3 separate regions of the Mus musculus genome follow, and all the other regions are linked to region 1. Evidence: chromatin loops called from intact Hi-C (ENCODE). Cell type or tissue: left cerebral cortex. All regions are shown on one strand.

Evidence for each region. Peaks named below come from ENCODE experiments on the same cell type or tissue, not always from the same donor. Only the 100,000 strongest peaks of a DNase experiment are listed, where the experiment ranks them.
Region 2: a loop joins it to region 1, with 5 times the contacts of the local background. A loop is called at or near these places in 2 of 42 quality-filtered maps.
Region 3: it touches region 1 in a loop (5-fold over the local background); 3 of 42 quality-filtered maps call a loop at or near these places.

The regions. Positions count from the first base shown.
Region 1 is chr19:44,831,068-44,839,067 of GRCm38, forward strand. It overlaps Pax2 (paired box 2), which reads left to right. Exons shown (of 10, transcript NM_001368747.1): 8 at 2,099-2,200; 9 at 4,324-4,410; 10 at 4,903-7,202. The coding sequence ends at 5,024. It overlaps 1700039E22Rik (RIKEN cDNA 1700039E22 gene), which reads right to left and starts at 4,871. Exons shown (of 3, transcript NR_045315.1): 1 at 4,424-4,871; 2 at 1,636-1,757. In left cerebral cortex, no CTCF peak of the experiment used is centred here; DNase peaks (open chromatin) are centred at 4,414, 5,346, 5,579 and 6,949; H3K4me3 peaks cover 1,238 bases.
Region 2 is chr19:45,240,910-45,248,909 of GRCm38, forward strand. No RefSeq gene overlaps it. Among named protein-coding and RNA genes, the nearest start is that of Lbx1, 8.1 kb to the left of the region's middle. In left cerebral cortex, a CTCF peak has its summit at 3,591; DNase peaks (open chromatin) are centred at 1,963, 2,155, 3,584 and 7,974.
Region 3 is chr19:43,596,713-43,604,712 of GRCm38, forward strand. No RefSeq gene overlaps it. Among named protein-coding and RNA genes, the nearest start is that of Gm20467, 11 kb to the right of the region's middle. In left cerebral cortex, no CTCF peak of the experiment used is centred here; DNase peaks (open chromatin) are centred at 3,503 and 4,281.

The DNA of each region.
Region 1 (8,000 bases):
ACCTGATAATGCATGTTGTCAATCATAGAACACGGATGTCATGGAAACCTGAAAGAAACTTCCAAGATGAGTAGAAGGATGGGGGATGTTGAGGCTTGAACTGGAAGAAAACTATAAGTAAGACAAGGAAAGGTCACATCAGAGCATGGGCATTTTACATGGGGAGGTCAAAACAGCCAGTAGTGAGAAGCCGAGGTGGGCACAGACCAGGAGGGTACTGAGTGTCTGCAGGGTTTCCATCTAAGCTGCAGCCTACAGGGAATCAATGGCAGTGTTTATAAGGAGGTGGTCCTGTGAAAGCAATGTGTCCAAAGGGCTAGCGGATGCGTTTCAGACTGGTAAGAGGGAAGAATGTAGAGGCAGGAACACAAGCAAAGAAAAACCACTGCAGCAAGCCAAAGGCTGATACTCTGGAGTCAAACTATAAATGTGACAGGAAAACAGAGATGAACCTAAGAGAGGTAGCAGAGGAGAGTCGACTGCACATCGGAAGGGACAGGGGAGGAAGGCTGTGTCTAGGGCTCTGAAGTTCTAGATGTGTCTTCAAAAGGACCGGGCTTCTGATGGAGGAGCAGACAGTCTGCCTTTATTCCTCCTGAGTTTGAGGTGACAATTGGTCAGCTCCTGAGGATGCTCACATGGTGGACAGAAATGGAAAAGCCTGAGCTGTCCCTCTGTCCTCTTAGAGAAGGATGACTCTTTCAGGTGTGTTGGGATGGAGGTGAGAAAGCGCATGTATCTGAGGAGTGAAGTAGGCGATGTCTTCACATGGACAGTGGTGGAGAGACGCTATGGAATATAGAAGAGTCCCATGGACCTGACCATGATTAGGACCCAACTTAGCGGGGGTGGGGCGGGGAAAAGAACTAGGGGAGGTGTGCATAGTGCACTAGGGGAGGTGTGCATAGTGAACAAGGGAGATGCACATAGTGAACTAGGAGAGGTGTGCACATAGTGAACTAGGGAGGTGTGCATAGTGAACTAGGGGAGATGCACATAGTGAACTAGGGGAGGTGTGCACATAGTGAACTAGGGAGGTATACACAGTGCTATGACGTCCTCCAGCCACACCTTGCTTTCTTGGGGACAGATGGAGGTATAAGGAGCAGAATGGTTGTCTGGTGAGGAAGACAGGGGGATCTGCAGCAGAATCATGGGCCCCAGAAGAGGCTAGGCTCTAGTGTATGGGTGGGGAAGGTAGGAGGGAGCCAATGCTGTCCATGAAGACTGGAGTATGCTAGGAGGGGCAGAGAAGGAAGGGAAGCCTGTCACATGCAGCCATGTTCCAGAAGCAAAGCCTTGGTGCGGCTCTAATGTTGGCTCCCTTTGCCTCCCCCCTCACCCTGCTCCTGGCAAGGAAAGTCCTGCCTCCCATGCCCTGGGCTCTGTGTAATAGAGGCTCTGTATAATAGAGGTCTAGTCTCCAGGGAGGCTGCTGGTAGGGGGAGCAAAATTTTGCTCATTGGAACTTCGTCTGATCTGCTTATCCTCAAAGTTCCTGCTTCACTTCAGAGATGGTTTTCTATCGTGTAAATGCTACAATCATAGCAAAATAGCCCAAGGGTTAGTCCCTTGTCCTCCAGACCTAACGGGCTCAGCATCTACTGTTCCACTCAGAATAAAGAAAGCACCTACCCTCATAGAAGATGGTAATGGGGTATCTTCAAAGCCTGAAGGAAAGACAGGGGTTTGGGAAGAGGAGATGTAGAGGAGAGTAGACATGACAGAGGTCCACCAGAACAATCATAGCTGAGCATCTATAGAGAAAGAATAAAACCAGGTCATCTCCACCCATCTCCATCTGGGTTGAGGCTGTTGGAGATACAGACAAGGGCAAACACACAATGCACAGATACACAATGAGCAATATAAAACAGAGGTGTGCATACACACACACACACACACACACACACACACACACACACACACACACACACACGTAGACATTTGGATCCATATCCAGGCACTCAGGAGTCCGAATGCCTGAGTGCTCATCTCCTTCCTCTCTAAGAGCATCCTCTCCCTAGAGCATCCCAGAGCGAGCTGAGGCAGGCCCCTCTCTTCTAGGCCTCACTCCTTCCCCTTTGTGTTTTTCCAGGTCGTGATATGACGAGCACCACTCTACCTGGTTACCCCCCTCATGTGCCCCCCACTGGCCAGGGAAGCTACCCTACCTCCACCCTGGCAGGAATGGTGCCTGGTAGGTGACAATGCTGTAGATGTCTCATCTGGGTGGGGTTAACTAAATTGTGGGAGAGCTGCTAGTGGACTGTAATCTGTGGCTGGGAGTCGGGGGTTGGGGGGGGGGGGAGAACCAACAAGCCATTGTTCTGCAAACCATTGTCCTTCTATGGCCATAGCTGACTCTTTAGAAGCAATGCAAGGAGGAAGCATACAGAAATGTTCCCTTGTCAACACAGCTTTAGGTTATAGCCCTTCCTCAGCACCCATCCGTCCAAGTCTATGCCTAACTCAGCTAGCTGACACTGCCTGGAAGAGCCTGCCCTGGTTTCCATGGAAACTTGGAACCAAGGACCATTTTCAGGGGCATGGCAGTCATTCAGACAAAGCCATGCTGGTCTACACCAAGCCAGGGGAGGAGACCACTGTGGAGAACCAATCCCAATCTAGAGAGAAGGAAGCTAGTCTCAAAGTGGACAGGAGGGAACCAGAGAGATGTTAGCTTCAGAGAAAAATTAGCTACAACAACTCCACATGTCTTCAGAGGACCCAGGTCCTCTGTGCTCCTCTGAATCTCTAGTGTACCCTTTTGCTGAGAGGCACTGGACTTGGGTTTGGGGTTCAGGAAGCAGCCTGGTGGCTGTCCTCTCTAACCTTCACCCCAAATGAGAGTGGCTTAAAGTCAAAGAGAGTTGAAGTTTGGTGTTGAAACACCAAAATCTCTCACCTTAAGGTGGCTAAGACTCTCCCAGCCTGTAGTCCACTGTCTCTGGAGCCCTTTTGTATGCCCCACTCCTCAAGTTCAACCCTCACTGGTAGAGGGAGAAAGAGAGGACAGAAAGCTGGATTGGCCTTATTCATCAAGGCACGGCCCTGAGTAAGGGTTGAGAAACTGGGGAGCCCGTTACAGCCTGTTAAGAGAATAGGGCTGACTGAGAGAAGTTGGAGGTGCGGATGAAGGGATTGGGGCTCACACTTGGGAGAAGGCAAGTAGAAGCTGTTGGTGGGGGAGCAAGGGATGGCTCTGGAAGAAGATCCCAGCAGTGAGCAGGTGGAGGCTGGAGGAGGTCTTAGGGAGGTGGGGTGGTGGTGGTGAGGAAAGAGTGGGGAGGTGGGGGGTGGGGAGTCTACAGGGAGGTAGGGATGAGGGGAGCCGCAGAGAGCTCATGGTGGCAAGGGGGGAGTCGTTAAACAGAATCTAGTGCTGATGAGGAAATTACACTTGTTTCATTAGCGATGGGGAAGGAGATAGCTCAGTTCCTCTTGGTCACAGTTGAGCTCAGAAGCTCATTATCCTGCTGCACGCATGCTTTCCCTCCTCGTCAATAAACAGGCTTTCCAGTGGCTGCATCCCCCACCCCCACCCAGCTCCTTCTTGGAGTGGGGCCCCTTCTCCTCTACTTAACCCGCGGTTAGGGATCACTGTAAACAGTCTGGGGTCATCACACAGGAGAAAGGGCCAGGGGGGAAACCCATAGGCCTGGCCTTTCTCCTCCTGGAGGGAGGGAGGTAGCTCCCGAAGGCTCCCAACCCACTGTGCCCTCCACTGCTCACTGCTCCTGAGCCTGCGAGCAGTCCAGTGGATTCCCGCAGTTCACTTCCCCAGTTACGTGGCCCTTGTACTGAACCTCAGGAGGGAAAAGTGGGAGGGGTTATTTCCCAGGAGGGCACCACCACTACCACCTGCCTAGCTTTGGCACAGCTCTGAGATGCCATTCTTAGGGCTTTCTGGGACAAAGTGTCCCAGGGGCCTTCCTGCTCCACCTTCCCCCTCTCTCATGCTGTAGAATCCCTAAAGCCAGTGTCCACTGTAAAAGCTCTCAGCTCCCAATTTACTTAAGTGGGAGCAGCCAGACCAAGACCAAACCCTTCCTGGGCAGCGATCTCTTGCAGGAGAGCCCAGGCACAAACCCGCCCACAGATTCCCTCCATGCCTAGGTGTGCAGGGATCTGGCTGCTACTTGTCTATGGTGGCTGTCCCCATGCAGAGCTCGGAGTGTGTGGATTACCTGGCCTCTGGCCTGCTCCCAGGGGCCCTATCCCTGCTTGAAACACCCAAGACTGGGACTAGTGAGGACAGGACAGAAGAGGCCAACTGGACACGTTGAACGCCTCTAATTCCAGTTCCCCGCCCTCCCACAGGGAGCGAGTTCTCAGGCAACCCATACAGCCATCCCCAGTACACCGCCTACAATGAGGCTTGGAGATTCAGCAACCCCGCCTTACTAAGTGAGTACGCCACCTGGCAGGCCGGCGGCTCCCAAGGTCGCCTACCCGCTCGCCAGCTCGGGCGCGCAGGCTGCTTCGGGATACGGATCCCACTCAGGACCACCCCAATTCTGGGTACCCGGATGGGCCAGGGAGACAGGCCCATTAGAGCAGCGCCGGGTCCTGGGGATACCACCAGGACGCCTGCGCCTCCAGCCTCTTCCCTCCCCTACCTCTTGATCACTGGAGGGCTCTTAGCCAACAGTGGCCGTCGGACCCCTTGGGGGATCCGCAGCCGGGTGTCACCTGTCCTGTCCCTCTCCCGCCCTGTGGATGCAGCACTACTCCTGGGCATCTGGCCTCGGGGCCGAGCCACAGTCCTCCAGGCCTGATCCCGCTGGACCCGGGGAGGGCTTTTCTTTGCTTTTCTTTCCTTTTTTGTTCTCCTGTTTGTCCTCTCACCCAGCCCATTCTTCTCCTGTGTTAACTTCCAGGTTCCCCTTATTATTATAGTGCCGCCCCCCGGGGCTCCGCCCCTGCCGCTGCTGCCGCTGCCTATGACCGCCACTAGTTACCGCGGGGACCACATCAAGCTTCAGGCAGACAGCTTCGGCCTCCACATCGTCCCCGTCTGACCGCCCACCCCAGAGGGAGGGAGGACCGAAGCGACGCGCTGCCTCTCGGCCACCGTCCCTGTCCCACCCCCACCTCGAGACATCCTCCCCCAAGCCCCGCAGCCCTTCTCATCACCCTGTCGATGGCCAGACAGGACAGGTGGAGCCGCGGGTGGGACCCTCAGGCCCCAGCCCCGCCCGTCGCCCCTCCCCGCCTGCCTGGACCGCGGCGCCGTCCGGAAGCCCGCCCGCCTCTGGCCCGCGCGCCGTTTCTGTGACACACAATCAGCGTGGCCCACCCAGGGGCAGCCCACTTCGGACGCCCGGGAGTCGGGAGGCTTCGCTGGAGAAGCTGAGCAAGGGAAGCTAAGGAAAGGACTTTGTGCTGAAGGAGGAGCCGCCGGGGAGACCCTAGGGGGGAAATCCTGCCCCATCCCCCCTGTGCCTGCCAAGCTGACCCCGCCTTCTGTCTGCGCCCCGCCCCAGACGGTGGCACTGGGACGCAAGGGTCGGACTCGAGGGACAGCGTTTGGGGCGACAGCGTTTTCCAAGGCTGGTACCCAAGGCGAGCAGACGCCAACTGAGCTCATCCACCTGAACTGCCTAGTTCCCTTGGGCCTGCGATCTCCTTCTGCAGTGACTCTCCTCTCGGCCCCGCCTTGCCCTTACGTCAGCGCCTCTTCCACCTGCTGGCCTCTCACTTTTCCCTCCTGTGCTTCCTCGGCTCATCCCACGACACCTTGTGTTTGGTCCCAAGCACGCAGCCACGTCGGGGCCACCGCGGGAACCGTGTCCTCAGGCTGCGGCTGCGAGCATTGATCTTTTCCCATCAGTAATGCGCTGCCCACCCCCACCCTCCCATCCCAAACTCCCAACCTGCGGGCGCAAAAAGCCTGGAAGGAACTGACGACCGAGCCGCCCCAGATGAAAATCCGGGTCTCCCCGCCCCATTCCCCCCAAGCACCCCCTCCCCAGCCTTCCCTTGGGCAGGAGCTGAACAGAGCCTCAAAAAAAAAAAAAAGTCTACACTTATTTAATATGATGATGGTCTTTGCAAAAATGAACAAACAAAAACCCAACAGGCTGCTTTATAGAAAGACGGTGTGTGCTGTCGAGGCGAACCTCTCTCTGTACATAGCCCCTCCCTCTCTGCCCCGCCCCTCCGGGTACCATAGAGTCCCTGTCCTCCCGCCCCCCCCCCGCCCCCCTGCCTGTAGATACACCCTTCTGTCCGTGCTGTGAGAGTCGCCGCTCGCTGGGGGGAGGGAGGGGGGACACAGCTACATGCCCACTAAAGCACAGCACGTCCTGGGGGAGGGGGGCATTTTTTTACGTTACAAAAAAAAATTATGAAAGAAATCTCTATGCAAAATGACGAACATGGTCCCGTGGACACCTCTCGCCTGTTTTGTTGACTGTTTCTCTGTAATTCCGTGTTCATCGCCCTGCATCTCTCCCACTTCATCTCCCTTTTCTCTGCTACTCTCGACCCCTCTGTGTCTCTTTCTCTTCTTCACTTGTCTCTGTCTCGGTCCGTTCTGCCCCAGGCCTCCAAGGCTACATCTAAGATGGCAGAACCAACCTCGGGGCTTGGCCCCTTGTGGCCATGCCCCACGTGCCCGACCAGGCCACCCTGCCCCACCCCACCCTGTAGTTGCTCTCTCGGTAGCGGCGATGCTCCCTGCATGTCTCCTCAACCGTGGATCGTGACGACCCGAAATAACAGAAACAAAGTAAATAAAAGTGAAAAAAAAATAAGTAAATAAATAAATAAATAAAAATCCTTGAACAAATCCGAAAAGGCTTGGAGTCCTAGCCCAGAGTGCGCTTTCCTTCGAGCCATTTTATTTGAAAAGGAAAGCGAGAAAAGTGAACAATCTAAGGGAACTGCCGGCGCCCGACCGTGCTCCAGTGGCTGGAGCTGGATGGCGAGGGCAACGAGGTCCCAGCTTCGAGGCCCAGCCTGACCCAGTCTTGTGTGGAGCTGGCCGCGCTCCAGGAGTGCGGAATCCAGGAGAAGGCTTAGCCTTCCACAAGTCCCGGCTCCTCCGCCACTTTCAACGTGTCGGTTCGTTTTGATTATTTTTCCTTTCTTTCTCTCTTTCCTTCTTTCTTTTTTCTTTCTTTCTCTTTTCTTTCTTTTTTTGTGCACATGATAAATAATAATAAAAATAATAATAAAATTTTGTATGTCACTCCCCATGGCTCCAGGTTTGTCTCTCCCTGCCTCTGGAATAGGTCTGTCCTCGCACTGGTAAACCCTCGATAAGTCAAGGATCCAGCTCCGTTTCCACTGCGACCTCCTCTAAATTCTTGACCTAAGCTCCCCTGGACTGAAGCTGAACTCTGACAACAGTCCGGAGAAGGCTGTCCCTCAGCGCTACCTTCCCCTCCCCCACCCACCCAGGCCTTGGGCCAAAAAGTTTTGGCTTTCTGGAACTTCAGAGTAACTTTGACACTGCCCTTCTTTACCAAGTCAGCCTTGCCTTGCTGCTAGTGTCCTGTGACCACACTTAGAGGGGCAGGTTCCCCGAATGAGCAAAGTCTGGGGCCCTCTCTCCATGAGTGGTGGTTGCCTGCGGTCCTGTCTTCTCTTGGCTCCCAACGTGGATTCAGCTGCTCACTGGCACATTCATAACTGCGTCCTGTGTGCCCTAAGAGACCATAGAGGTTCTTTTTCAGCATTTATTTCTAGACCCTAAGAGCCGGCTCATGGGGCCTTGTGGACCACCAGGATGTCGCCTGGTGACCTCTCCATCAGCTGCTGAGAGTAGTGAGGGTGGAAGGTCTGGGTGTACTCAGAGAAGAAAAGCAGTTTAGGTGCCCCTGGCAGAGGAGGAGTGCTAGTGGGTGGGTCAGCCGATTCCTGCATATAAATGGAGTTTTGTTCTTCTGTGTGAGCTTATGTGTCCTAGAGGGGTTCTGGCAGCGAAGAAGAAAGCCAGTTGTTGATCTTTGTAAATACCTGGTATTTGAGCTCAGGTGAGAGTGGAGGAC
Region 2 (8,000 bases), 410 kb after region 1:
CCCGGGGCACGTAGAGTTCCCCAGATAGTTGTTGAATAAATAAACTAAACAGATAAGAGACAAAGAGAGACAGGCAGAGAACTCACTCAGTCTTGGCCCCTGAGAGAGGACATGAGAGTGTGCAGGAGAGGGTAGGTACATTGTTTTGGTCAGCTGCATGCAGACTGGTGCAGCACCCTGCTGCTCACGCCTCCAATACGTGCAGAAGGGTGCAGAGACTTCGTTCTTTGACGCTTTTTGCGGGGTGGGGGAGGGGTACTCTTGGGGGAAGCTAGGATCTGGATCCACTGTGGCCTGGCTGATAACTGGACTTCGTTTCATTTTGTTTTGTTTTAAACAGGATTGATTCCCTGCCATGGGATAGGTTCAGAGATAGAGAGGAAGAAAGGACAGAAGATTGGGTTGGAGTGAGGAGCAGAAAGGAGGGGCAGAAAACGCACCAATTGTATCCCAGTAGCTGGGGGGGGGTCGTCTGTGAAGATGGTAAAGAACCCTGTGTGTCTAAGCAGGGTTCACTAGTTCTGTTCCAAGCAGAAGTTGGCTTTGAAAAACCAGAAGCATTTGGGTAGGTGGTTGAGGGATAATCCTTTAGAAGCAAGGGAAATAGACCCGGTAAAGGTGTCTGCCCGGGAGACAGGGCCTCCTTCTGTTGCGTAGGCAGTGAATTACTGGCCTGGAATGAAACCCCAGACCCTGGTGTACCCCGGAAGGTTATTGGAGTGCTGTTTAGCCCTTGCCTGGAGGGGCTGAGGAACAGCATCCTGCCTTTGGGGATGGTCCAACAATGCAGGTCTCCTTCCACCTTCCAGCTTTTGACATTCTTTTTTACTAACTTGGGGGGGGGGGGAGTCGTGGTAACCCTGTTAATGGTAGCCGTATTCTCTGCTCCACCGAGGTTTCTTTGCCTTGGGGAGGGTGCTGGGCACAGGAGACATCGAAGTCTTGGGATATTATGCATGGTGGAAAGGCTGGGGCAAGGAAGTGGGAGAGGAGGCCAGGGTACTAAGAGCCAGTATTGGCGGCTAGGCGGGTGTGGGGGGCTGGGGGGCTGGGGGGCGGGAAGAAAGGCCTGAGTCAGGCTTCTCATAATAAACGGCACGTGAATAATTCAGCAGCCTGGGGGATCATTGCATTAGAGCCATGGCCACCCCATACTGCCGAAACAGCGGGCTCACCAAAGAGCTGGGGGCTCACCTACCAGCAAAAGTAAGAGACTTGGGTAGAGGTCCCCTTGCCCCTAGGCGGCTTGAATTATGCCCAGGCTGAATCCTACCAGCGCCCCTGTCCTGGATCTCCTTGGAGTTCTCTAGTCAATGACCACCTTCTGGACAGCAGTTGCCCCATCTAAGGCTCTACAGTGCTCCCAGTGCTCTCAGACTGTGGGCAAGAGAAAACATGTCCAGATGGGGCCAGGGTAGGAAAAGAGGATGTGAGTGTCTGCCCTGAGAAAGCCTGGCAGCTGAAGGGCCCTGACGGAAAGTGGATGTGGCTCTAAGCAAAGCCAAGAACAAGGGTTTCCTCCAGAGCTTGGAGCCCAGCTCCCTCCAGGCTGCTGTGGGCCACTGGGATTTCCCTTGAGATTGAAGTGAGTTACTGGCAAAGTGACAACAGAGCCCTCCACGGGCTCAAGTCCCCAGGGTACCCTAGCCCATGGCACCCGCAGGTCCAGTTTCCATGATGTCAGACCTTTTTCCGAACCCAGCACATTCTGTCCCTGGAAGGAAGTGCTAGGATACTTGTCCCGGAAGCCTGGTTTCGTTTCCCCAGAATCTGTTCCCCCTGGCCTTGCCCGCTCTCTTCCTGACCTAGAAGGCTGCAACCACAGAGTCCCACGTCTACTCACACCTTTAACTCCTTCAGAAATCCACAGATCCCTTCACTTTCTGCCCGCCGCTTTATACTTCGTTCAACCCGTCTGGTGGGTTCTTCGGCTGCCTGCTCCTTTCTCCTCCCCTCTTCCTCTTAGTGAATCTTAGGCCAGGACCCTCTCTCTGGCTCTAGAAGGATCTTCAAAGTGTTCTGCCCAGCCGGATCCCGGCAGGAGGCAGCTCACTCAGCCCCTGGGCTGCCGCACCTCCCTCCCTCCATCCCTTCCGCAGCCCTTTCCGATTGATTTGAATTTGTTCTGAGGAGCTTGGTCCGCAGGTCTGGCTCCTGGGAAAGCCTGGATTTACTGTGCAGCTCCTGCAGAGGGCTTCTTTCTAAGCTTAAGGCAGCCCAGGTATCCTCATAGACACATCGCCGCAGGCGAATCTTAGCTGGCTGTGTGGCCTTAGGTAGGTCTTAGCCTCTCTGAGCCTTGGTATCCACCATTGTGCGGAAGGTTTAGGAAGGGCAACAGAAGGCTAAGCATTTTCTTTTGTTTAGGGAAGTGGACTGCCTGTGCTGAAGCCTAAGCAGGAAGCAAGGTTGGAGAGACCCCGCCATTTGTTTTAACGAGTATTTTGGAAACAATTGGCAGTTGTTTCTTTTGTTTGGTTTGTACAGTAGATTGGGCTGCCAGGCACGTGAATCCTCTCTAGTACTTGCATATCTCCATTTGCTGAAAAGAACTTTGAGATTCAGCCTTGGTGTGCCTCACAAGCATTATATGAATCCAGAGTCCAATCTGAGCATCTCTTGCGTTTAAACCGGGGTGTCTTAATCTCTTGGATGAGGAGTGGAGCCTGGCAGAGTGAACAGAAGAGCATTGCTTGTTTCTGACTAAGAAAGTTTTGAAAGCTTCATTTTATTTTCGTTCTTTCTGTTTTTGTTGTTGTTGTTTTGTTATGTTTTGTTTGTTTGTTTTTCGAGACAGGACTTCTCTCTGTGTACACCTGGATGTCCTAGAATTCACTCTGTAGACCAGACTGGCCTCAAACCCACAGAGCCCCACTTGCCTCTCCGCCTCTTGTGCTGGAATTAAAGGTGCACGCCGCCATGCTCCACTCAAAGCGTCATTTTTAAGTAAACGATTTTGGTGGCATCCAAGGAAGGATGGAAATAAAACTCACAGAGGGACTTCCAGGGACTTTCAGCAAGTTATAGGAGAAACCCACGGGGGTTGGGAGTGGGGTGGGGAAGCAGTGTCTTCCCGGCCAAGAAAAAAAACCATCATCGTCACCTGTCTGTCGTCCTGAGGGGCTATATCCCTGCAGACCAATAGGAAGCAAGAACTCAAGAGTGCCCCTCCAGTCTCTTCCTCTCCAGCGAGACTTCTCAGCAAATAAGTGATTCCTGAAACTGCAGAGGTGGCCTTGGCTGTAAGGAAGCAGAGTGGAAATTGGAGCCTGAGACCCTCTGGGCAGGCAGCGTGGGCTTGCGCGCGGCTCTCCGGGACGAGGTCGTGGCCCTGTGGTAGCCGGTACAGACCAAGCGTCCTGCGCCACAAGTCCCATTACGTTGTATTTATGTTTCACTTTATTGTTTTTTCCCCCTCTCTTATTATGGTCTCACTCTGGGGGAGGCAAAAGATATAATATATTCATCTTTATTATACCAAATCTGTGTGAAGCATTTAATAAAACGCTGTTTCCCCACAGCCAGGGACATTAGTATGAGCCATTCTTAAGTTAATGCTCCTGGGCAGAGAGCGCCTGCGTCACAGCGCCTGCTGCTGGCGGATGGGGAGAAGCGCAGGCTACTCTGCGTCCTGGGTGTTTTCTCTAAGGCGCGGTGTCTGCGTGATTCCTGGGGCTCCTGCACCTAAAGAGGGTATCAGAAGCTCACAAAAGCCCGCTTCGTTCCTAACCCTGGTTTGCACGAAGGAAAACAGATGGGAATTCATCACTGACCCTGTTGTAGGGTTTTGGGGAGACTAAGGATAATCAGGATGCAAGATCTTGGGGATGGGTGGTGGTGGTGGGGGTGGGGGTGGAGATGAAGGCCAGAGAGGAAGGAATCAGGAGACTGCAGGAGCGGTTTCAGACAGCTTGGACCAAGTCGAGCCATAAGGGAGCAGAGAGGGCAGCTCTAGGTTGAGGGGACCCCGGAGGCTCCACAGACTCCTGGGTCTCAACTCCAGGAGCCAAGAAAAGACTCCATCTGTCGTATTTGACCCGTGAGTACTCTCCTTCCCTCTGCGTGTGTGCTTCGGGAGCTGTTCGCTTGTTTGATTGTTGTAAGCAAGTGTATATGTTGTGGCCCACACATGGGGTTTGTGTACTGTTTGGTTTTTTGAAACAGGGCAGGCCCAGAACTTGCTATGTACACCAGGTTTGCCTCGAACTCACAGAGATCCGCTTGCCTCTGTCTCCTGTTCTTCCTGAGTGCTAGGACTAAAGGTGTGCACCACCATGCCCAGCCACACCTAGTGCTTTTACATCTGTTCTGGGGATCAAACTCAGGCCCTTATGCTTCCATAGTAGGCGCTTTACCCACTGAGATATCAACCTAGCCCCAGGAAAATTATCTTTATGTCCCATTTTACAGTTAGTAAACTGAGGCTCAAACGGATCAAGTGGCTTGTTTGAGGTGAGCCGGTTAGAAAGACTAGCAGACTGCCTCGGAGCCTCTGTCTCTTCATTTCGGAAGCTCTCAGGATCCTTCTTCTCACCAATGCATTACCTCATTCTCTAGGGCTTTCGTGCCCTATAAACTTTACATTCTGTTTTCTACAAACGCATGAAAAGTCCCCCAACACACACACACACACACACACACTGGAGATGCTCAAGGAGAAACCATCAGCTAATACTTCATATCCAGACCTGCTACTCCATGACCTCCAGGACCTGCTTCCTGGTTATTTGCACAATACAGATATGATCTGCTTTAGTCATCTTGAAGCAAAACACCAGAGACAGCAGTGGCTAGGCAAGACCACCCAGAGACTCTGAGCAGAAGGAGCCCGAAGAAGCCCCATGATGCTCCATGAGAGCTACTCTTCCCACTCAGTTCTCAGTCTTCCTTTGCTCCCGGTATCCTCTCTCTGTGGTAGAAACCTAGCAGCTCGAGCCCGCTTGGTGAAGGCAGCCTGAGTAAGCTCCTTTGGAGCCTGGAGGTTTTTGAGGAACCTGACCCCTCCCCTGGGCTGGCTGGATAAAGGGCATGGGGAGTACCTTTGACTAACTTTGTGTTAGACTAAGGCGAGGAAGGTGCTAGGGGCCTCACATGTAAGGATACGTGATCTCCACGCTGTGTAGAGCCTTTCCGTTTATGCCTTAGCCACTTCTCCACTCCAGGCTCACCACTGGGTGGTCCCAGGAGATGAAGACATGACCCTGCTGAGAGAGGCTAGGGAGGCTGCACACAGCTTACCCTTGGGAGTGTCTTTTCAAAGGACAGAGGTGTGAGCTGTGGGAAGAGGCCTTATATGGGAGTGAACAGGCAGAGAGGAATAACCGTGGGTCATACTATTACTACAATACCAACCTCTACCACCTCCATCACTACCACCACCATGACCACCATCATCACCATCATCAACACACTGTCACCACCACACCACCACCACCACTATGACCACCATCACCACACCATCATTACACCGCCATCATTACACCACCAAACCACAGCTACCACCACCATCACACTACACCCCCCCCCCCACTACAACCACACCAACATCACCACCGCCACTACCACCACCTCCATCATTATCAGCACCACCACCATCATGACCTCCATCATCATACTACCACCACTACCACCAATCTTTCCCATTCTGCCACCACTTATCTTGTGTTGAGTAAGAGCTGTGCCCATGCCGTCCCGTGTAAAGCATAACTGTTTTAGCCATTTGTTCCTTCCAGCTCTAATAGTTATTGTGGAAAGTGAGAAACACATTGGATCATGGTATGATTTGCTGCTGCGTTGTGGCTGCTGTACAAGGACTTGTCTCAAGCACAGTATGTATGAATGGGTTAGCTTTTCTTGTCTTATCCAGTGTGTGTGTGTGTCTGTTTGTGTCTGTCTGTGTGTGTCTGTGTGCGTATGTCTGTGTGTGTGTATGTGTGTGTCTGCGTATATATCTGTGTGTCTGTGTGTATGTGTGTGTGTCTGTGTGTCTCTGTATGTGTGTCTCTTTGTGTCTGTGTGTGTCTGTGTGTATATCTGTGTGTATGTGTGTGTGTCTGTGTATGTGTCTGTGTGTATGTGTCTGTGTGTGATTTCTCTCTCTCTCCAATTCCAGGTCATGCAAGGAACTGGATAACACATGACAGGTATGGAATAAATATAGTGGGGGAAAAAACATGAATACACCAATGTCTAAAAGCTGTCTGTTACCTGGCTGTAGTGTCTCATGCCTTTAGTTCTAGCACTTTGGAGGCAGAGGCAGGTGAATCTCCAAGTTCGAGGCCAACCTGCCTGGTCTACAGAGTGAGTTCCAGGACACCCAGGGCTACACAGAGAAACCCTGTCTCAAATAAACAAAAACAATAATTAATTATTGATAAGCCAGCTGTTTTGTAGACTGTCACCAGCAAAGCCACTACACTAAGGTGACTCCTGGGGAGCCAATACTACCTCTCCAGGAACTTTGTCCTCTTTTCCACAGCTGGGCTGAGTACAGCCAACACTTTGAGGCCCCCATCTACATTCTGTGTCGAGCTGTATGCTCGCTTGTGAGTAAAATAAGAGCCAGCTGAGCCAGCTGGGCTTCTACCTGGGAAGAAGAACCCGAGGACACGAACTTCTCAAAGCTCTTGAGAAGCCATGTGGATGGAGAAAGGTTTTCTCGGGGATTAGAGCCTGGAAGGATCCCACAGCCAAGAAATCTGCATGGCAGATCTGGGTCTGAGTTACCTCTGGAGAGTGGCTAGGGTGCAGTGGTTGTGGGGGGAAGAATTCAGAAACTCAGAGTTGGAGTGAGGGGCAGTGAGGACCAATGGTCAAAGTCAGGAATGTCCAAGATAGTTTTGGGGTCAGCAGGCCAGCCTGCCTAAAGTGACATAACATAAGTGGGAAAGACAATTGTGGGGTACCTTGACTGTCCAGGCCCAAAGTTAGAGACCAGAAAAATCAAGTTCAGAAATTAGAGTAAGCAGGGTCTAAAAATCAGAACCCAGGACCAATATTCAATGCCTGGTCTCATCCAAAGTCGTTGTAAGAGGTGTTCTTTAAATTTTTTTTTGTTATTGTTTGTTTTGTTTTATTTTGTTTTTAGATGGGTCTCCTGTAACCCAAGCTGTCCTCAGACTAGCTATGTAGCAGAGAATAACCTTGACCTCTGACCCCCCCTGTTTCAGACACCTCAGTGTTGGCATTACAGGTGAGTCCTACTATGCTCAGTTTTATGTGGTACTGGGCATTAAACCTAGGGCCTTGTGCATCTCGGGCAGTCATTCAGCCAACTGGGCTTCACTGCCCTGCTCAAAGTGTATTCCTATTGGGAAGCGAGACTGACTCTATACCATGGGGCTTTGTGGTGCCAGACTATATAATTCTAGCTCATAGGAGATGGGAGTGAGAGGATCGGGAGTTCAAAGCTATCCCCTGGTGCCTAGGGAGTGAGGCCTTGTGCTACAGAAGATGGCATCTCAGAAGAAAATCAAATCAAACAAAAAAACGGGACTCTTCGAATTGGTTGAGACAGAAAATCAGAACCCAAGACCCAAACTCAACACCTACTCTTGTCCAAAGTTGTTGCCTTAGATGATATAGGAGGTTAGTTTGAAGCCTGCCCCCCCTCCCCCAGGACAAGAATGATGTAGCTGTCTGGTGTGCCCCAGATTAGAGCTTGAAGTCTGGCACTTCTGCCTCCTTCTAGGCATCCCTGGGATGGGGCAGGAATCCTTGGGCTCTGTATACCCGCCTAGCCGATGTCTTACCTTTACCGTCTGATACAGGTGGGATCGTAGTGTCCAGTGGGCCCAGCTGGGCCATGCTGCTCGAGGGTGAAGCTGTGGTGCCTGTGGTGGTGCCAACAGAGCCAGCGTGTAGGCGTTGCTGTACCGGCCTGTCGCGGAGCGCAAGCCTGCCAAAGAGCCAGAGCGCTGTGCCGCGTGGAGGGTGTCAGGGGTGGTATTGTCGGCACACAAATGCTCAACTTTATGTACTTTTAACTAGAGGTGTAACAG
Region 3 (8,000 bases), 1.2 Mb before region 1:
TCCAGATACAGTGACAGTCATGTGTTGCATGAAAACAATTTCCAGGGCCTTCTGAATGTAAGCAGCAAGCTCAGGACTCTTAGTACTTACCAATTCATCACCAAGAGAAATATCTAGTATTGCCAGACAGGAGGGTGCGTGCCTTTAGTCCCAGCACTCAGGAGACAGAGGCAGGCAGATCTCTGTGAGTCCACAGCTAGCCTCAATATGGTCTACATATTGAGTTCCTGGACAGGCAGGGCGACATAGTAAGACTCTGTCTAAAACAAGCAAACAAATAAAAACAACAACAGAGGGGGAAAAGATACAAAAACTAAATTAAAGGGGCAGGAGCAGCACACATTTGTAATCCCAGCATCTAAGTGCTTGGCAGGCTGAGCCAGAAGGATCCTGAGACATTGCTGGCCTTCCAGTATCGCTGAATTAGTGAGCGCCAGCTTCAAAGACAGGCTGTCTCCATCCCCAAAATAAGGTGGAGGGTGATCAAGGAAGACGTGTTGATCTCTGGCCTCCACACGTGTGAATACATGTACTCAAGTCACATACATAAATAGAAAAGTATTTTTAATATAAAAGGGGGCCTGGAAAATATCTCAGTGGCAGAGTACTTGTCTCGCTTCTGTGAAGCTCTCCCTCCCTCCCCCCAAAAAAGAAATGAAAAGAAATATCCAGTATTAAAGGGCTGAAGGGGCTCTCGACAGTTAAGAAGGCATATTGCTCTTGCAGAGGGCCCAATGTCAGGTCCCAGCAAATGTGTCAGCGGGCTTATAACTCTAACTGCAGGGGACCCAATGCCTCGGGCTCCCTGGACATCCCCACTCATGTGCACATGCATATACACAATTAAAAATAAATCTTTTTGAAATATTTAATTTTATAGGTGTGTGCCTGTGTCTGAGTGTATGCAATGTATGCCACATGTGTACAAGCCCAGAGAGGTCAGAAGAGGGGTCCTTTCCTTTCCTTCCCTTCCCTTCCCTTTCCTCTTCTCTTTTCTTCTTTTCTCTCCTCTTCTCTTTTCTCCTTTTCTTTTCTTGTCCTTTCTTTTCAGAAAGAAATTTCCACTATTAGGCTGGAGAGATTTCTCAGCGGGTAAAGGGCACTTGCTGCCAAGCCTTATAACCTAAATTCAATCCCAGAATCCACCTGGTGAAGGGAAGGAACTAGCATTGGCCTCTGACCTCCACACACATGTATCTACATATGTGTACCTGTACGCACAAATAGGATACATTCTAAAATATAAAACTAGAATCCCCTGGTATTGTTGTAGCACATTCTGGTTGCTACAGAAACCTTGAAATTATATCGACCCTTCTGACCACTTTTAAACTAAGGTTGTTGGTGAACCTACCATTAATGTTTGCTATTTGCTAGGTCAAAATAAAAGCATATGTGTAACTATGTCTATTTTTTTAAGATTTTGAATTTGAATAGAACTATTATTGGTTTCTTTGTGATTCTACTTAATTTGTTTTATTACTTAAAGATATTCTCCTGCATAGGTCATAATAGCATACACCTTTGATCGAAACACTTGTAGGTAGGGGAAGTAGATAGAGGCAGGTGGATCTCTGTGAGTTTAAGCCCAGACTAGTCTACAGTTTGCTTTTTAATGTGTTATCCTGGAAAGAGAATCTATCACCCTTAGGAGAATGCCAAAGGGGGTCCTTGGTGTAGGTAGCTGTGTTCTCTCTCCCACCCCCACCCCCCACACACAAGGTTTAAGAGTCCCTATCTAAGTTCCATGTGGTGACAGATACCTTCAATCCCAGCACACAGGAGGCAGAGGCAAGTGGATTTCTGAGTTCAAGGCCAGCCTGGTCTACAGAGAGGGTTCCAGGACAGCCAGGGCTACACGGAGAAATCCTGCCTCAAACAAACTAACATAAAAGAGTCCCTAGTTCAGATCTACTCAGCCAGAGAACCAAAGAGCCCTAATGCCTCTTGCCTCCTGCTTTTCTTTCTTGTGACTGCAAAAGAGCGCCTTTCTGTCTAGCAGGTAACCCTCAAAAAATTGTTGCAATCTTCCAGCTAAACTAGGGCATCCTCTAGGCCCATATGGAGAGAGTCTAGAGAGTGGCCTTGGCTATATTAATCGAGGATTTTTCCTTGGCCTGCAGAACTTCCGTCTTTGTCTCCCCAACTTGAGCTTCTCTTCCTTGTTCCAAATCCATTGTTTGATATAAATATTGACCTGAAGGGTTAAGAAAGCGCACTCCAGATGGACAGAAACTGCCTGAGAGAGACTCAACAGCAGTCAGAAACTGAAAATGAGAGAGGCGGGCAAAGGTCTCCACTCACCCTGAGCCAGCTCCGCCATCCTTACTTGAATTCACCCTTGTTGGCTGACACCAGAGTGAATAGGGTGGGTATATCCTTTTGGACAGAAAGGCAAAAAAGGAAAATTGGAGTCATCCAAGCTGGCCAGATGCCTGCCCTAGGTCGCAGCTGGTTTTTTGGCAGTGCCCACCAATGACCAGACCCGCGTGCTTTGTGTCCTCCTAAGGACCTGCTGAAAGCAGCTATCTAGTTTACAAATGAGGAAGAAGCCTGGAACACAGGCATCCTGGACCCCCAGCAGGGGCGCGCGGGGGGGGGGGGGGGGTACTAGCGGTGCGAGCGGGTCGTCCACACTGGCAGCTCCCAGCTGAGAGTTTATCTACAAATCCACAGCCGGAAAGGAATCAGCATTCCTGGGCTTGTGACTGAGAGAAAATTAATGACGAGGTCAGCGCTTCTGAAGACTCCCCACCCTAGCCTTGCTAACACCCCAGGGCGAGATTTCTATGCTGGAGGGGCAGGGTACCCCCATCTTCTGGTTCTGGCTAAGATTGGGATTTCTTAGAAGGTTAGCGGGGGTGGGGGGAATGGCGTTGCAATCATTGGCCATAAATCTCAAGGAACCGTCACCGTTTTACAAGGGAGCTCGCGGGGGCTGCTTTTCTCCCTCCAGAGGTCTATTTACATCGGCAAAATCTCCGTGTTAATGGACCTGGGATAATGGTGTTTACTTGACCGAGATAAAGCGCTCAGCTTCCTGGGGGAGCGGCTGTAAAATGTTCTGGGGGTCGAGGTGGAAGGGGGCGCCGTAAAAGCGGGCGCTGGAAGGGCGGGGGCACCAGGTTCTCTTCCAGGCCCGCCCTCTCCCTCCACCCCTGAGACCAGGCAGAGCAGCCCAGGCCTACGACGGTTCCCACATTAATCACCAGCGCCAGAGTCTCGGGAAAGGGCGCATTTTTCATTGCTGGGTACAGGGCAACTCCAGACAAGGAACGAGAAACAGAAGTTGTCTTTAGATAAACGGTTTACCGGAGCGTGCGTCCTGGCAGCGCAGTGCTCAGGGCGACTCTGGCGGCCCTCTGCCCCCAACTACAGATACCTCCCAGAGACACCCCCCACTCCCAAGAAACACCCAGATCTTGCAGGGCAGGTCCTCCGTTCTCTGGCCAACAGAGCAGGAGGGAGAGGGAGCCAATAGAAAAGGAGTGTAGAACTTGAGGCTCTTAAGACACAGCGGAAGTGTTATACCGAGGAAGGCTCTGGAGTTAGAAACACTGAGAAGCTACCTTGGTGTTTATCAGTTGTGTGATCTCCAGCAAGCGATTTTAACACCCTGGGCTTACAGTTGTAAAAGTACCACCTTCTTGGCCTGTGTTCAAAACGAACTGATTACATCAAATGTCTTTTGTACAACTTGTAAAGATAAGCTTATTGATCAGAGATCCCTGGTGGAGCCTTGAGGGCTTCAAGAAGCCACAGGCATAATGAACAGGGATAATGGAGTGGTATGTTCAGTGGACCCTCGGAAGAGAGGGTCGTTAGCTCAGCAGAGATCACAAATGAATATCCCAAATACTGATGAGCACTGCTCTAGCTCGGCAGACAATTTTGTGTTTAAAGTTCTGGCCCTGCCACGTACTACCTGATGCACGCAAGTTACTGTTTGCTCCCCTGAGAGGCGGGTGATTGCTGGCCAGAGCTCAACCTTATAGAACACTAGAGAAAAACCGCACAGTACTACTAACTAAATGTTAGCTATTTCTCCACATCAGACCCTAGCCCTGTAACAAAGATGTTCGAGCATCTTTGGATTCTGGACTCAGGTCTTCTCAATCTGAAGGCTGCGGTCATTCGTTGGTCCTGGACACCAATTCTGGCCCCACGCACAGCCAAGTAGGTTCTCAGGCCGCGCCTAGCTCCCCGCCATTCGGCGGGTGTAGTATCTTTGATCTTCCAAACTTGGGGAGCTTCGAGCTCACTCTACAGCCACTCTTTGAAGACAGCGTTAACCCCGCAGGCCGCCAGGCGCCCGGAGCTCCGCTCTAATCCGGATTCAGAAACCGAACTCCCTAAACTGGTCGCCACAAAAGAGGCGCCCATCAAAGTGGCCGGCATCCTGGTAGCTCCAGGTCCTGTTTACTTGTAGCAGTAAGCTCACCCAAGCGGGGCGACCTAGAGTTTGGAATCGGTCTTTGGACCCCAGGGTAGGGGCCTGGGAGCAGCAGTCTCCCGCCCCCACATTGCTTCCTATCTCAGGCAGACAGGTTTCCTTCCCCTGGAAGGTCAGAGGCCAAGCCCGGGAGACTTCTGCTCCCCCTGACCAGGCCCACCCCGCGTCCCGCAGCCCGGTTTCCAGCAGTGCCTGCTCCACCCCTCTCAGCTCGCCATCCATTAGTGTAATCCCCTGTCCAAACACTGCGGCAGGGCCGACCAGACGTTGGTGTAAACAGACCCGAGGGGACAATTCTAACGATATAAATAAAATAACCATTAATAGCGCAAATCGTTCGATGAGCCACAGGCCGAGCACCCGGGACTCCAGCCTCACCCGGCTTTTGTGTACACTGCGTGGACACCATGCATCCGTTAGGTGAAAAAGAGTTTCTTGTCGCAGGCGAAATCTAAATCCAACGCAGGTGAGGTTCCCCACAAGCGCGTCACCACGGCCTAGCCTCCTGACGCGCACAGGACGCTGCATGCAAAAGGCGTGGGACCTACGCACTCACCGAGGCCTCCGCTTGCGCTAATGTAACCACGGGAGCTGGCCCCACGCACAACTGAGCTAAACCCTACCCCCTTTAAAAAACACACACACACACACACAGAGATCTGAAACGTCCACCCAAGGTGCGCAGAGAGGTCCAGGGCTCACACACAGAAACGGAAAAAACAGCCTCTACTTGTCCTGGGATTAATTACAATAAATTAACATTTATTGGGGATCAATCATGCCTGGCGCTCTAATGGAGTCACATAGGTTTTCTTGAATCCTCCAGCAACCTGGGAAGTGATTTTAGAATCTCCAGTTCTATGAAGGACAACAGAGCTGAGAGGGTAAAGATTCCAGAGAACAAGCGAAAACAGATTTGAACCCATGACTCTGTGTCCCCGAGGTTTCCCAGTAGCACAGATTCCGACGTGAGAGTCCAGAGCCTGGCTCCTGAGCATCCCGGCACTGGCCGCCTGAGTGGTTTGGTGTCCAGTGGACAGATGTTCCTGCTAGCATGGGCAGAGTTGTCTGAGAGGTCGAGACAGGAAAGAGGGCAGCTCGCCTCAAAACAAACAAACAAACAAAACAAAACAAACAAGCAAAAACCAACCAACAACTTGGTCCCGTTTCCAGGGACATAACCTTGCCAGATTTCCTTGCGTCCTGAGGTCTGGACAGCCAGGCAGTAGTGTGGAAAAGACAGACAATGTTCTGGGAACTAGGAAGTTAGAGACCGGCTTGCACAAATCAAGCCCAGCCCTCTCCTCCTCCCCATGTGGGGAAAGATCTGCCCAAGTGGGGTGGTTGTGTTAACCAGGTTGCTGGAGTCCCAGCAGAGGCAAGATCTTTTTGTCTAGCTCAACAAGATGTTGAGTGGCTGCGTTTGCCTGGAAAATCCTGCACCAGTCCCTTACCTACCTACCGGCTCCCTAGATCTTGGAGCATCGATTTCTCATCTTGATGTATGCGGGAGGGGTGGCTGTGATAGTCTTCTACAAGGTATGTTGTGGTGATGGGAAGAGAATGTGATATTAAACCCTTGTTCATTGATGATGCTTACTATGATGGTCACTATTAACTCTAATAAGAGGTTCAGAAGGCAGACCTGTATGGGGCGGGGCAGCTGGGGGTGGGAGGGAAGGCTGGGAAGAGGAGAGTTTATTTTGAAGTCTGCCTCCAGTCAATCCTACCCAAGCTCATTCTTCTTGGGAACTGTAAACCTTCCCCCAGGAGGACAGGACAGCTTGAAGTGACGAGCAGGGATCCCCAGAAACCTAAAGAATGGCATCTGGGGAGCCAGAGGGGACCTCCCCCCCCCCCTGCTTGTCCAAAGGAGGGATCGGTGAAGAGAAAGGAAGCTGGGCCTGGGAAGCAACTGGGTCAGAGATCACTGTCCATGAGTAGGGCAAGAGAGGAGCAGAAATAATGGTGGACGCTTAGCGTGGATTTAAAGCAGTGTGGTACATCGCTACAATGCTCCTCTCCAGGAACTGTGACATTCTCCCAATCTTGTAGAATTGGCTCGTTCAGGGTCTGCTAGTTTCTCTGAGGACCAAGAGAAGGGAGGCTCTAACCACTGAACCATCAGGAAGAGCCATGAACAGTAGCAGATTTTTATCTGGGTGGCCACTGATGGGGTTCTTGTTGCTGTTGCTGTCAGCTATCTTATTTCTATTCTTACTACCAATTCCCAGAGCCAATCTTCATTAAGTCTTGGAGATGGTCAGAGGCTCTTGGGACCTAGTGGAGAAGCCACAGTATGGATGTTTCCAAGATGAGGTGTCCTTGCCCAAAACTTGGAGGGAAAGAAGAAAAAGCTATAAGGGAGATGCCCTCCTCCTGGTAGGTCCGGAGCAGGGGATTTATCTGCGTTCCAGTAAGGACACTAATTGGCCAGATCTTTATCTAAACATGATAGCAATGGCTTGAGACTTTAGAGATTCGTTTACAGCAGCTGAAAAATGATGCATTCGTCAGGAGCAGGAAGCTTGGTTAGTTTGGAGATTTCTGGGACTGGGGGTGGAGGGGATGAGAATGGAGAGTTGGCGTTGGGGCCAGAAGAGGCAGTTGTGGACTCCACAAGTCATTTCTTAAAGATTAAGAGAACAATTCCTGCCCCTTCTCCACCACCCAGGTCAGAAAAGAGAGGGTCTGGGAGTCCTGGGAATCCAGCCCCAAGCTCAGACCAGCACAAGTACAGCTCTTCCCCTGCAGGGATCCAGCGGCCAACTCCCTCAATCCCCAAACAGATACCATCACAAGACTTTCCTAGTGTTTCTCTGAAATGTTTCTTTGTTTTAGAGACAGGCTGACTTGGAACTCATTATGTAGCTGAGGCTGGATTTGAACTCCTGATTCCCTATTCTTCTGCTTCCACTTCCCGGTGCTGGGATTACAAGTGTGTACCCCCTTACTACTGTGGTTCCCTCCAGTGTTTTGTGGTAGGTTTGTTGTTGTTGCTGTTGTTTTGTTTTGTTTTGTTTCGTGTTTGTTGAGACAGGGTTTTTCTGTGTAGCCCTGGCTGTTCTGGAACTCACTCTGTAGACCAGGCTGGCCTTGAACTTACAGAGATCCACTTGCCTCTGCCTCCTGAGTGCTGGGATCACAAGCATTTGCTCATCACTACCAAGTCCACTTCTTTAATCGTTGCAACAGGTCTATAAACTCCACACCATCATTATCTTCTTTTACAGAAAAAGATGTATATATATTTTATTTTATGAGTGTTTGCTGGAATGTATGTGCACCATGTGGTGCCTGGGGATCACAGAGGTCAGAAGAGGGTATCAGCTCTCCACTGGAACTGGAATTTTGGACAGCTGTTCTCTGTGAGTGCTGGGATCTGTATCCAGGTTTTCCAGCAACAGAAGCAAGGGTTCCTAACTGCTGAGTCATCTCTCCAGCCCCCATTTTTATCTTTTATGGGTGAGAAAATTGCTGCTTGGTGAGGCTGGAAAGTGGGATTAAGGTCACAAGGCTGTCACATGGGCAGGGCTTTACTCCACAC